Linked DNA regions of Homo sapiens: regions 2, 3 and 4 are each linked to region 1. The links are chromatin contacts, found by Hi-C or POLR2A ChIA-PET in ENCODE. All regions are on one chromosome and are shown on one strand. The core of a region is the stretch at or near the end of the contact, and the rest is flanking DNA. Distances in the headings are between cores, read along the strand shown.

Region 1 (2,774 bases), core at 156-2,655:
TAAAAAAAAAAATGCTCCCAGATTCAGAATTTTAGCAGTCCTCCTTACAAAGAGCAAAATGATTCTGCATTTAAATCAGTCAAATTTGAGTTGCTTGGGCAGAACAATGCTTTTACAACATCCTTGAAACTGTACTCTTGAGAACAAAAACTCCTGCATTTCCATTTATTATCAGCATTCTACAAACACGTCATCCCACGAAAAGGCTTGGATACAAAAGTGATCACATTATTTTTCACACATATAACTTTATTTATTTATTTATTTATTTATTTTTTGAGATGGAGTCTCGCACTCTTGCCCAGGCTGGAGTGCAGTGGCGCGATCTCGGCTCACTGCAAGCTCCGCCTCCCTAGTTCACGCTATTCTCCTGCCTCAGCCTCCCGAGTAGCTGGAACTACAGGCGCCCGCCACCACGCCCGGCTAATTTTTGTATTTTCAGTAGAGATGGGGTTTCACCGTGTTAGCCAGAATGGTCTCGATCTCCTGACTTGGTGATCCGCCCGCCTCGGCCTCCCAAAGTGCTGGGATTACAGGCGTGAGCCACCGCGCCCGGCCACACATATAACTTTATAAAGTTGCATGAAAATATGCCAGTTTGCATCTTCAAACACCAAGCACGGTGATGAAAGGCCACCATAGACCGCAGCTGTAAAGTTTAGGCTTAACAACACTTGCTCTGTTCTAAGGCATACCTACTTTTTAAACCACATAATTTCATCAGGGTCAGCGATGCCAAACTCCCTCATCTTCTTCACCATGATGGCACTTTTCCTGACAGCCACCTCATAACGCTGGCTGCGAGTGAGGAAGTTCAAGTCCTCATGCTGGAAGTCTGGGTCGTTCAGGATCATGTTCTCTGAAAGGGGGTTAAAGGGCATTAAAAGGCAGACAGACACTCGGGCCTCCGTTCCACCCTCCCTGAATCACAATAGGCTTCAGAGTCGCGGACACACCTGGGGAATGGCGATATCCCCCCACCAGGGACACAGGCTGTTCCTCGAAGTGGGGGTCCCGGCTCCCCTAACGCTGGGCCAGAGGGCCTAGGCCCCACAGCGCCCCTGACTCCGCATCGAGGGAGTCTCCAGCTTTTCTCGGGAAAGGAGGGAGGTCTCGCCCGCCGCCCTCACCGATCTCTCGGCGGCGCCGGGTTTTCTCGGGGCTGCCGTCCAGGATGTGTGTAAGCAGCTCCGGGTTGAAGCTGGCGGAATCCCGCTCCCTGCGCAGGTCCGGGTTCATGGCGACGACCAGCTGGCAGCGAAGTAAGCACCGACCGAGGTGGCAGTGACAATCTAAATCCGCAGCTCCAGCGCCGGCCGGACCCTAGGAGGCAGCCTCAGGACGGCGCAAGTCCCCGCCTCCGCTCGCCCGGCCCGCCCCGGCCCGCCCCTTCTTTCTCCGTGGCCCTTTGGCGCGTGAGTGACAGCGGCCCAGACAGAGGGGGCGATGTCCGCGTCGTGGCTGGGGCCGGTCGCGGGGCAGACTAATCCCCTGCTCCTGGCCAGGGGAGGCTCCCGAGCGGATCCTCGGGAAAGGGGCTCCGAAGGTCAAGAAACTGCCCTGCTGGGCGTCCGGGGAGTGGGAAAATAAAGCACTTTTTGTATCCCGCCCCTCCCCCGTCACGTGACCACGCGAGGCGGAAAGAAGAAATCCGAGGACCGGCGACGCCTAGAACAGGTTGGCTGGGGCCTTGGGAAGGGGGCGGGACAACGAGGCTGAGGAGGGATTGCGCCTGCACTTGCCCCCCTCTTACCCCGCGGCCTCTGTCACGCTTCCGGGTCCGTGCCCCTAGGCCTCTCCGAAATGAGAGTGGTCGGGAGACTCTGGAGTCTGGGGCGGGAGATGGGGCTTTGCGGAATTGCTAGGGAGGGTCACTTGGGCTTTTGCCAAATCCACCCGGATTGGAGAAGAATGGGACGGGAACCAGTCTCTTTGGGGAGAGGCTCCAGTTACCTTTTGTTAAGATAATGGCGTCTTTACTGGCAGAGGCGTGGGTTCCGGGGCCCTGGGTGTGGGATTGTGAGCGCTGTTCAAGGGGTGGACGGGGACTTAGAATGAGACCAAGCGGGCGGTGCTGCTCTAAGCCTTCTGTCTGGGAAACCAGACATTTTCCCCCGCAACCTGGCAGTTACTAGAGGTCTTGGAATCCAGACTTCTTTGCTTTCGCCATCACCGTCATCAAAGTGGGAAATGCACACTTACTGTTAAAACCTAGTGTAGGGCCGGGCGCGGTGGCTCACGCCTGGAATCCCAGCACTTTGGGAGGACGAGGCGGGCGTATCACTTGAGCCCAGGAGTTCAAGACCAGCCTGGGCAACATGGCAAAACCCCATCCCTACAAAAAATACCAAAAAATTAGCTGGGTGTAGTGGCATGCGCCTGTAGTCCCAGCTACTCTGAAGGCTGAGATGGGATGGTGGCTTGAGCCCCGGAGGTGGAGGTTGCGGTGAGCCAAGATTGTGACATTGCACTCCATCCTGGGCAACATAGTGAGACCCTGTCTCTACAGAAAAAAAACAAAAAACAAAAACAGTTCTGCCCAGTGGGATTGTAGACAAGGGAGATTCAGGGATTTGTTGAATCATCTCTAGTCATTTTTTTTTTTTTTCTTGAGACGGAGTCTCGCTCTGTCGCCCAGGCTGCAGTGTGGTGGTATGATCTCAGCTCATTGCAACCTCCACCCCCTGGGTTCAAGCGATTCTCCTATCTCAGCCTCCCGAGTAGCTGGGATTATAGGGGCTCGCCACCACACCCAGCTAATTGTATTTTTAGTA
Region 2 (2,774 bases), core at 129-2,628, 500 kb after region 1:
CTTTAGCCTCCTATTCTGAAAACCCTGAGAACAAACTTCAACCCTGATTTATGCCCCAATTTGCTTTCATTTGGAAATATATATATATAATGTGTGTGTGTGTGTGTGTGTGTGTGTGTGTGTGTTTGTATATGTATATATATATATATATATATTTTTTTTTTTTTTTTTTTTTTTTTTTTGGAGATGGAATCTCACTGTATTGTCCAGGCTGGAGTGCAGTGGTGTGGTCTCGACTCACTGACACCTCCGCCTCCCAGGTTCAAGCGATTCTTCTGCCTCAGCCTCCTGAGTAGCTGGGACTATAGGCATGTGCCACCACACCCGGCTAATTTTTGTATTTTTAGTAGAGACGGGGTTTCACCATGTTGGCCAGGCTGGTCTCGAACTCCTGCCTGACCTCAAGTGATCTGGCCGCCTCGGCCTCCCAAAGTGCTGGGATTACAGGCATGAGCTACCATGCCCGGCCTATATATATATTTTTTGGGACAGAGTCTTGCTCTGTTGCCCAGGTTGGAGGGCAGTGGCACCATCATAGCTCACTGGAGCCTCGACCTCCCAGGCTCAAGCAAGCCTTCTACCTCAGTGTCCTAAGTAGCTGGGATTACAGGCATGTGCCACCACACCCAGCTCTTTTTTAATTTTTTTTGCAGAGACAGAGTCTTGCTATGTTGTCTAGTCTGGTCTCGAACTCCTGGGCTCAAGTGATCTGGCTGCCTCAGCCTCCCAAAGTGATGAGATTACAGGCATGAGGCGACCTCGCCCAGCCTCATTCTGAATTTAAAATCGCCATTGTCTAACTTTTCTCCGTCAAGGCCAGCGTGTGTTTTCCTAACTCCTCATCCAGTCCCTCCCCTCTGCACCATGACGCTCCTGCCTGCTGCTGTGTCTTCTGCAGAGCTCTCGGGTGAACGGGGGGCGTTAACATCGCTTCCCTTTATACTCCAGACTGTGCAGGAAGCCCACGCTGCCACAAGCCGGTTTTCAATGAGCTCTTTATGGGGCACTAGACCAGACTGTCAGAAACACTGATCTGTTCTCGTCCTCCCAAAGGAAGCGGACACTGCCTAGGCGGGCTGCTGATGCCAGGGAGACACTGTCCCCTGCTCACCCATGTCAAAGAAAGCCCCCAGCCCTCAGAAGAGAGACTGAGAGTCCAGGCCTAGGGGGTGAAATGAGAACAGCCAGGGCCCCAGGGTTACCAGCAAGCACTTTCTTGGGGCTGGCCCTTCCTGTGTGCCCCTGACCACGATGAGAGTGAGCCCGGTTCCTGGCTTTACTCCCTGTGATATTTCGGGCCCAGGAAGGAGGGGGTAGGGCCCGAGTCAAGGGCTGCACAGACAGCAGCTGTGGCTCAGGAAGGAGCCCCTCTGGGAAGTGAAACTGACCAGAAAGTGTCACGTGGGTACATCTGTTACCTACGGCAGAACAGTGAGCCCCCAGGCCAGCCCCCTTACCTCAGGCAGCATGCTGTCCTGCTCGCCAGGGGCCTGGGTCTCTTTCTCGGGTGGCGGGATGGTGATGGAGAGGTTGGGTGGCTTCCGGCTCTGCAGGCGGCTGCTGGACACAGAGGACACGCTCCCGCCATTCTTGTCAGCAGAGGCCATTGTGGGCAGGAGGCGGGAGGGCTGGAATGGAGACCGGGAGAGCAGCGGTGGGCGGTGCGGGGTGGCGCAGTGTCAGGACCCTGACGCCAGGGCACGCAGCCCAGACCAAGAACCAACTTGCCTAAAGTTGGTTCAAACATCTCTGGGCGGCTGGGCGCGGTGGCTCACGCCTGTAATCCCAGCACTTTGGGAGGCCGAGGTGGGGGGATCACGAGGTCAGGAGATCGAGACCATCCTGGCCAACATGGTGAAACCCCGTCTCTACTAAAAATACAAAAAATTAGCTAGGCGTGGTGGCACGTGCCTGTAATCCCAGCTACTCGGGAGGCTGAGGCAGGATGGCTTGAACCCAGGAGGCAGCGGTTATAGTAAGCCGAGATCGCGCCACTGCACTCCAGCCTGGCGACAGAGCAAGACTCTGTCTGAAAACACACACACACACACACACACACACACACACACACACACACACACACACAAAACCAAAAACAAACCATCCCTGGGGACTAAACCCAGCCTGAACCAGGCTGAACCTCAGGCCCAGTGGTTGGAGTGAGGTCTATTTCTGACCATCATTTGCATCCCGGACCATATGGGTCTGGGAGGTCCTCAACTTACTACCTCATTCAATTTCTGATCTCTCCGCTTGAGGCAAGAACCAAACCCTGAAAAGAGCATGAAGATGCAGGCCAGGGACGGTGGCTCACACCTGTAATACCAGCACTTGGGGAGGCCGAGGTGGGCCGAGAGATGAGAAACCTACTGTGCTGGTCCCTGTCCCCCAAGGCCACCCAGTTTATTTTTCTTGTCTTTTTTCTGTAGAGGTGGGGGTCTCTCCATGTTAGCCAGGCTGGTCTGGAACTCCTGGGCTTAAGCCATCTGCCTGCCTTGGCCTCCCAAGTGCTGGGATTACAGGTGCAAGCTCACTGTGCCCAGCCCCAGTTCATTTTTCAAAGATAACTAAAACTGGCTGGGTGCGTGGCTCATGCCTGTAATCCCAGCACTTTGGGAGGCCGAGGTAGGTGGATCACCTGAGGTCAGGAGTTTGAGACCAGCCTGGCCAACATGGTAAAACCCTGTCTCTACTAAAAATACAAAATTAGCCAGGTGTGGTGGCGCATGCCTATAATCCCAGCTACTTGGGAGGCTGAGGCACGAGAATTGCTT
Region 3 (2,774 bases), core at 165-2,664, 470 kb after region 1:
AGGGGAAGTAGGAGAGAAAGAAGGGGTGTGAGATACAGGGGGGTGTGTGTGTGTGTGTGTGTGTGTCAATTACTGATAGGAATTCACATTCTGGAAAACAAGCCACCAAACCAACCCGGGTTCAAGGTTTCGGGTTTATGATGACAAGCCTCTTTGTTTTGTAAAACTGCTATACTCACTAGCATCACCCCAAAAACCATACGGGAGTCAGATGTCTGCTTAACAGCTTCAGGTCAAGAAAAAACCTTCGGGTTTCCAAATTGGTGACTCCCCTCTACCCAGGGTTCTGGATTATTTTTTTCAAGGAGTCCATATGCACTTAGGAGTCATCAATCCCGGTCGCAGCTGTCAGAATCCTCCCCCCCAAGTACTATTCATACCGGGGCTCTGATTGCTAATGATTTTACTCACAAAGTTCCCTGCAGCAATTAAAAGGAGGCAGCAGGGTAAAACAAAAAGAGGCTGGGTGGCTTCACCATAATGCAGCCTGTAAGCTAGTGAACTTCTTGGGTTCGGCTGGGATTTTCACCTCTATCTTTGTTTTGGAATGCCCACAACCCCTCCCTGCACGGACCCGGCACGGCCTTCATTTCTGGATGCACAATGCAGTACCGAGCTCCTTGGGGGTCAGCAAAACGCCGCACTGGTGTAACGCCGAACGCGCCCCAGAACCTGAGTCCCCACGGGAGTCGGTCCACGTCTCTAAATCTCGAGGCCGACACCACAGCATAACATGTCTTAGAAGTCCCCTCAAGTCGGGAAGCCCAGGGCCCGCCCGGTCCCGGGCCAGCAGTGCCTGGCTGGCGTGTGCGCCCAGAGCTGCTGCAATGACTTTGCATGGAGTGTACCCTCCACTGGGGCTGTCCTCCCGCGTCGGCCACTGCAGTGGCACCGCTCCGGGCAGGGCCCTGCACGCCGTCCTTCCCTGGCCTCGGCCCGGCCGCCGACCCCCTGCCGCCCGCGCCGCCCAGCCCCCGCCCGCCGCACCTTGGTCTCCTTCACATGCTGCTTGACGCCCTCCGGGTACCACTGGACGCGCACGTAGCCGCGGCGCAGGGGGCTGGCCCGGCCCTCCTCGTGGCCCGCGCCCCCGGCCTCGGAGCACCCCGAGCTCCCGCGGCCCTCCTCCTCGCCCTCCGAGTCCGAGTCCTCGCCGTGGATGAGGCGCACCAGCCCGAAGTGCACGGAGCCACGGTAACGGCCCGACACCAGGTCGTGAGAAAACAGCAGGCGCTGCGAGCCGGCTTCTGGGCCGGAGTCCGAGGACGGCCCGGAGGCCGAGTCCGAGGCGGGCGCCGGCGCCGGGACGGGGGCTGCGGCTGGGGCCGGGACTGCCTCCGGGGCTGGAGCCGGGGCCTGGGCTGGAGCGGGAGCTGCGGGCGTGGGGGCTGCGGGATCCGCCATAACTGCTCTGCGCGAGTCTCGGGCGGCGGCGGCGACAGCGGCGGCGAACGAGGCGCGGGGAGGCGGGACCAGCGGGCGCCGGGGGCGGGGCCATAGCGCGCTGACGTGTCCCTGCGTGGCGCCGTCGTCAGGGAGCCGGGATGCAGTTGCTAGGAGCCACCGCCTCGTCGCTAGGGGACGCTGAAGATGCCGCGGGGGGCGGGGGCAGGATGGAATCCACTAAGAAGGGGCGAGACCAGTGAGGATTCAACTAAAGGGAGCGAGAAGGGGCGGGGACCCGGGAGGAGGAAGTGGAGTGGCCACCGAGGAAGAGGGGAGTGGTCGGGGTGGGGCACAGGATGGTGGAGAGACTGTCAACAACTTTTAATGAGCTCCCTTGGCGTCCTAGCCTAGCCCCCAGGCACTGGGAGCATTGCAGAAAGAGAAAGATACTGTCCCTGTCCTCTAGGTGTTTCCAGTCTAGTTGGGGAGACAAAACAAATACACATTAAATAGATAACAAACAACTCCAACTTGTAAGGCTATAATAGATACGTGTAGAGCATATGTATAATGCACTGTATTCAGGAATTCCAAGCAGTTCGAACGTCATGACCCCTCAGAAGTTGACCCAGAAGCTGGTGAAGGAGGCCCAGAGAAAGGTAACAAAAGGATCAGTGGTCCCAGTGGTTTGGCTACAAATCCATGCAGATAAATTCAAAGCTCCCTGAAGCCAAGAATGAATGGCAAGAGGTAGTATAGTAAGGTAGCTAAGAGTGGGGACCACGGATTCCAATTTTTGGCACTGCCACTTACTAATCTATAAAAATAGGCACACTGATTAACTTATTTTCATCTTAATTTGCTCATCTGTGAAATAGGGATGATAATAGCAATACTCATCTCATTGGGCAATTGGAGGATTAAGTGAAGTAGAACAGTGCCTGGCATTTAGCTCCTTCGATAAGCTTAACCATTGTTGTACTATTTCCAAACTCCCTGCCTAGACTAAATTCCAGACTGGCAGAACTGTTATGGTCTGCTCCATATTGTCATTTTAAAATATAAAAAGTAGGCCGGGCGCGGCAGCTCACACCTGTCATCCCAGTACTTTGGGAGGCTGAGGTGGGCGGATCACGAGGTCAAGAGATTGAGACCATCCTGGCCAACATGGCGAAACCCCATCTCTACTAAAAATACGGAAAAAAAAAAAAAATAGCTGGGCGTGGTGGCACATGGCTGTAGTCCCAGCTACTCAGGAGGCTGAGGCAGGCAAATCGCTTGAACCTGGGAGGCTGAGGTTGCAGTGAGCCCAGATCGCGCCACTGCACTCCACCCTGGGCAACAGAGCAAGACTCTGTCTCAAAAAAATAAATAAATAAAAATAAATA
Region 4 (2,774 bases), core at 128-2,627, 450 kb after region 1:
ATGACCTAGTTTTAAAATTCCATATTTTTACCCTCTGTGAGTTTGAAAGCTTTAAACACTATTTCTATTCTTTTGGTGGTTACCCTTAAAATTGGAACATGTCTACTTGACTCAGAAAGTTTGAAGTCAATCAATATCCCTCCTACACTTCCCAAACAGTTCAAAGAACTTAAGAGTGTGTTCATTCAAATCACCCCCTCACTGATTTCCATTTTTTGTTGGGACTTTGGTTTTTAATCCTCTCCAAATTAGTGACGATCACTTTCAGAAGCGAATGCTTATTCAGATTTACCTGCACTTCCCAACGCCTCTGGATACCATTACTGTCCGCATTTCTCCTTTCTCCTTACTTCCTTCTTCCCGAAGTACAGCGAAGGTCTCTTAGTAAATACAACTTTTTTTTTTTTCTGTGAAAATGTCCTTATTTGTTCCCATTATTGAACGATAATTTAAGCTGGTTGCTGAAAACTAAGCCAACAACTGATTTTCCTTAGCACACTGAAGATTTTACTTCCTTATGGCCTCTACTGTTGCTACTTGGCATTTCCTGAGTTTCACTGTTGAACCTGGGGAGTAATCTGCCTTTCTTCTCAAGCTGCCTTTAGGATGCTATTTTTCCCACTGGGCCCTCATACCACCATCCATGTTTGTAATGTCTCTTCCTCACAAGCATCTCTTTTATCTCTGCAGAATTCTAACTAACTTCTGCAGATCTGTTTTCCAGTTCCCATAGTTCTCTCTTGAGAATTTATGCTATTTGCTGTTTAACATTTCCACTGGGGTTTTAACTCAATGTTTTCACTCTAGAGGCTTTATTTGATTCTTTAAAAAATAATCCCTTTTAAGATGTATTCTGTCTTATTCTTTCCTTTGACATCTATTTCTTCTTTTAGCCCTTCAATCACTTTAGACATTTCTATTATAATCTCTTCTATTATTTGAATTCTCATGTTGAGAATCTTGTGTTTGTTGTGATCGCTGACTCATGTTCTAATTTCTACATGCTTGGTAATTTCCTAGAACAAGCTCATCATCTGTGGGCATCCTAGGATTCCAAAAGGCCTGTACTGTGCAAGGGTCACTCTAGAAAAGTTCTGCCTTTGTTCTGCAAGCAAGAAGCTTCAGGGGTATCGCCAGTCTGCTGGCTGGTCTGGTGCCAGCTCGGGCATTCCTGCAACATGTAGATGTTATAAACACAGACTTAGAACTTGGATGTTTTCCACTGTTCACAGAAGACTTCCTCCAACACAATCCAGAGTGTGGGGCAATGATCAGCTCCCTTGACATTTCTCTGATCCCATGGGGGAAATTTTCTTGCATCCCTTTTACCTGGGAATGGCTCTTTTGAGGGGATTTCTGTTTCAACTCCATGCTTCACGTGTTCATGCAAATCCAAACCTCTATTATTGTTAGGGTCGATTTCAGGGTCCAATGAACCCACCTTGCCCCTCCCCAGAGCTGCCTACTCTGCTCTGGCTTTATATTCCTGCTTTGCTTTCGGTTCTCTGTTTTTCTTTCTTATTCTGTTGTTATAGCTTATATAGCATTTTAAGTGATTGTAATGGGAGCGGTTCTAACTTTAGCTCAAGCTACCATGTCACTGAAACAGGAAATCCACCCCATTGTCTTCTGGCTTCCAATGAGGTTGAAAAATCCAATCCATCTTCATTCCCAGTCTTTTGTATGTGACCCGTTTTTGCTCTTCGGAAGCTTTATGCCCAGTGCTCTGGAATCACACAATGTGCCACAGGACATTTTCCATTTACCATTTTTGAAACTTATGACTGTCCATTCTGAAATAATTCTTGTTTCTCTGATACATTATGGTCCTTAATTTTCCCTTTCTCTCTTTATAGACTTCCTAGATGTCAGACGTTTTTAATCTGTTTCCTGGGAGCCTTCGTCAACTTCAAAGAAAAAGTAATGGTTTTAATTTCCGAGAACTCTTTCTTGTTCTGATTTTTATAGTAACTTTTTATTTCATGGATAAAATATTGGCTCTTCTTTCTGAGTATATTTGCCATGTGCTTTAAGGCTTTCTCCTACCTGAATCAGCTCTGATTCCTCGGAGATACATTTTTCTCTTTGCTTTCTCTGGCCTCTACCTTCCATACTGGAAGCTTTCTGAACATATCCAGTTATTCTTGGCATCCATTCCTATTTAAAAGTGAGGCAATAAGAGATCTTTGTGGTGATGGAAGAGTTGTGTATCTTGACTGCTGTTACATGTGGTTACATGAATCCACAGATGTGATAAAGGGTGTGAAACTGTATGCACATATTGTGTACCCATGTCAATTCCCTGATTTTCATATTGTCTGTGATTATATAAGACATGACCATCAAGGGAAACTGCATGAAGGGTAGAGGGGACCCCTCTACTATTTTTTTTTTTTTTTTTGAGATGGAGTCTTGCTCTGTCGCCCAGGCTGGAGTGCAGTGGCATGATCTTGGTTCACTGCAACCTCTGCCTCCTGGGTTCAAGCAATTCTCCTGCCTCAGCCTCCCGAGTAGCTGGGATTACGGGCGCATGCCACCATGCCCGGCTAATTTTTGTATTTTTAGTAGAGACGGGGTTTAACCATGTTGGCCAGGCTGGTCTCGAACTCCTGACCTCGTGATCTGCCCGCCTCGGCCTCCCAAAGTGCTGGGATTACAGGCATGAGCCACCGCGTCCAGCCAGCCCTCTACTATGTTTGCAACTTCCTATGCATCTATAATTATTTCAAAATAAAAAGTTGGGCTGGGGATGGTGGCTCATGCCTGTGATCCCA

What was found. Hi-C counts contacts between places; a loop is a spot of excess contacts on that map. ChIA-PET counts read pairs that join two places held with the same protein, here RNA polymerase II (POLR2A). Pooled maps may share reads with other maps.
Region 2: a map with no recorded cell type shows a loop between it and region 1 (5-fold over the local background). The contact joins the enhancer-like site here to the promoter of TEN1 in region 1. A Hi-C loop is called at or near these places in 1 of 37 single-sample maps with no recorded cell type and 4 of 50 pooled maps. POLR2A ChIA-PET finds 5 or more read pairs at or near these places in 2 of 52 experiments (GM12878 and activated B cell).
Region 3: a map of naive thymus-derived CD4-positive, alpha-beta T cell shows a loop between it and region 1 (14-fold over the local background). The contact joins the promoter of UBE2O here to the promoter of TEN1 in region 1. A Hi-C loop is called at or near these places in 2 of 168 maps with a recorded cell type or tissue (both naive thymus-derived CD4-positive, alpha-beta T cell) and 9 of 50 pooled maps. POLR2A ChIA-PET finds 5 or more read pairs at or near these places in 2 of 52 experiments (activated T-cell and naive thymus-derived CD4-positive, alpha-beta T cell).
Region 4: a pooled map shows a loop between it and region 1 (2.8-fold over the local background). The contact joins the enhancer-like site here to the promoter of TEN1 in region 1. A Hi-C loop is called at or near these places in 2 of 50 pooled maps. POLR2A ChIA-PET finds 5 or more read pairs at or near these places in 3 of 52 experiments (GM12878, OCI-LY7 and T-cell).

What each region holds. Positions count from the first base shown.
Region 1 is chr17:75,977,835-75,980,608 of GRCh38, forward strand. TEN1 (TEN1 subunit of CST complex) reads left to right here and starts at 1,406. Exons shown (of 4, transcript NM_001113324.3): 1 at 1,406-1,677. It overlaps ACOX1 (acyl-CoA oxidase 1), which reads right to left and starts at 1,332. Exons shown (of 14, transcript NM_004035.7): 1 at 1,131-1,332; 2 at 700-859. The coding sequence starts at 1,239. TEN1-CDK3 (TEN1-CDK3 readthrough (NMD candidate)) reads left to right here and starts at 1,383. Exons shown (of 10, transcript NR_037709.1): 1 at 1,383-1,677. RefSeq lists enhancers at 506-1,089, 995-1,224, 1,090-1,673, 1,795-1,894 and a silencer at 1,305-1,374.
Region 2 is chr17:76,479,918-76,482,691 of GRCh38, forward strand. RHBDF2 (rhomboid 5 homolog 2) reads right to left here. Exons shown (of 19, transcript NM_001005498.4): 3 at 1,458-1,628. The coding sequence starts at 1,607. Among named protein-coding and RNA genes, the nearest start is that of AANAT, 14 kb to the left of the region's middle. RefSeq lists silencers at 856-925, 1,746-1,845, 1,906-1,955. Within about 2 kb of position 1,379, at least 14 of the 41 ENCODE cell types and tissues checked have a DNase peak (open chromatin) inside an H3K27ac peak, as active enhancers do; they include GM12878, where a contact is called at or near this core.
Region 3 is chr17:76,451,738-76,454,511 of GRCh38, forward strand. It overlaps UBE2O (ubiquitin conjugating enzyme E2 O), which reads right to left and starts at 1,415. Exons shown (of 18, transcript NM_022066.4): 1 at 988-1,415. The coding sequence starts at 1,404. It also overlaps a transcript of AANAT not described here. RefSeq lists silencers at 767-966, 1,087-1,626, 1,421-1,589.
Region 4 is chr17:76,426,519-76,429,292 of GRCh38, forward strand. All of the region lies in intron 1 of UBE2O (ubiquitin conjugating enzyme E2 O), which reads right to left. Among named protein-coding and RNA genes, the nearest start is that of UBE2O, 25 kb to the right of the region's middle. Within about 2 kb of position 1,378, at least 7 of the 41 ENCODE cell types and tissues checked have a DNase peak (open chromatin) inside an H3K27ac peak, as active enhancers do; they include GM12878 and OCI-LY7, where a contact is called at or near this core.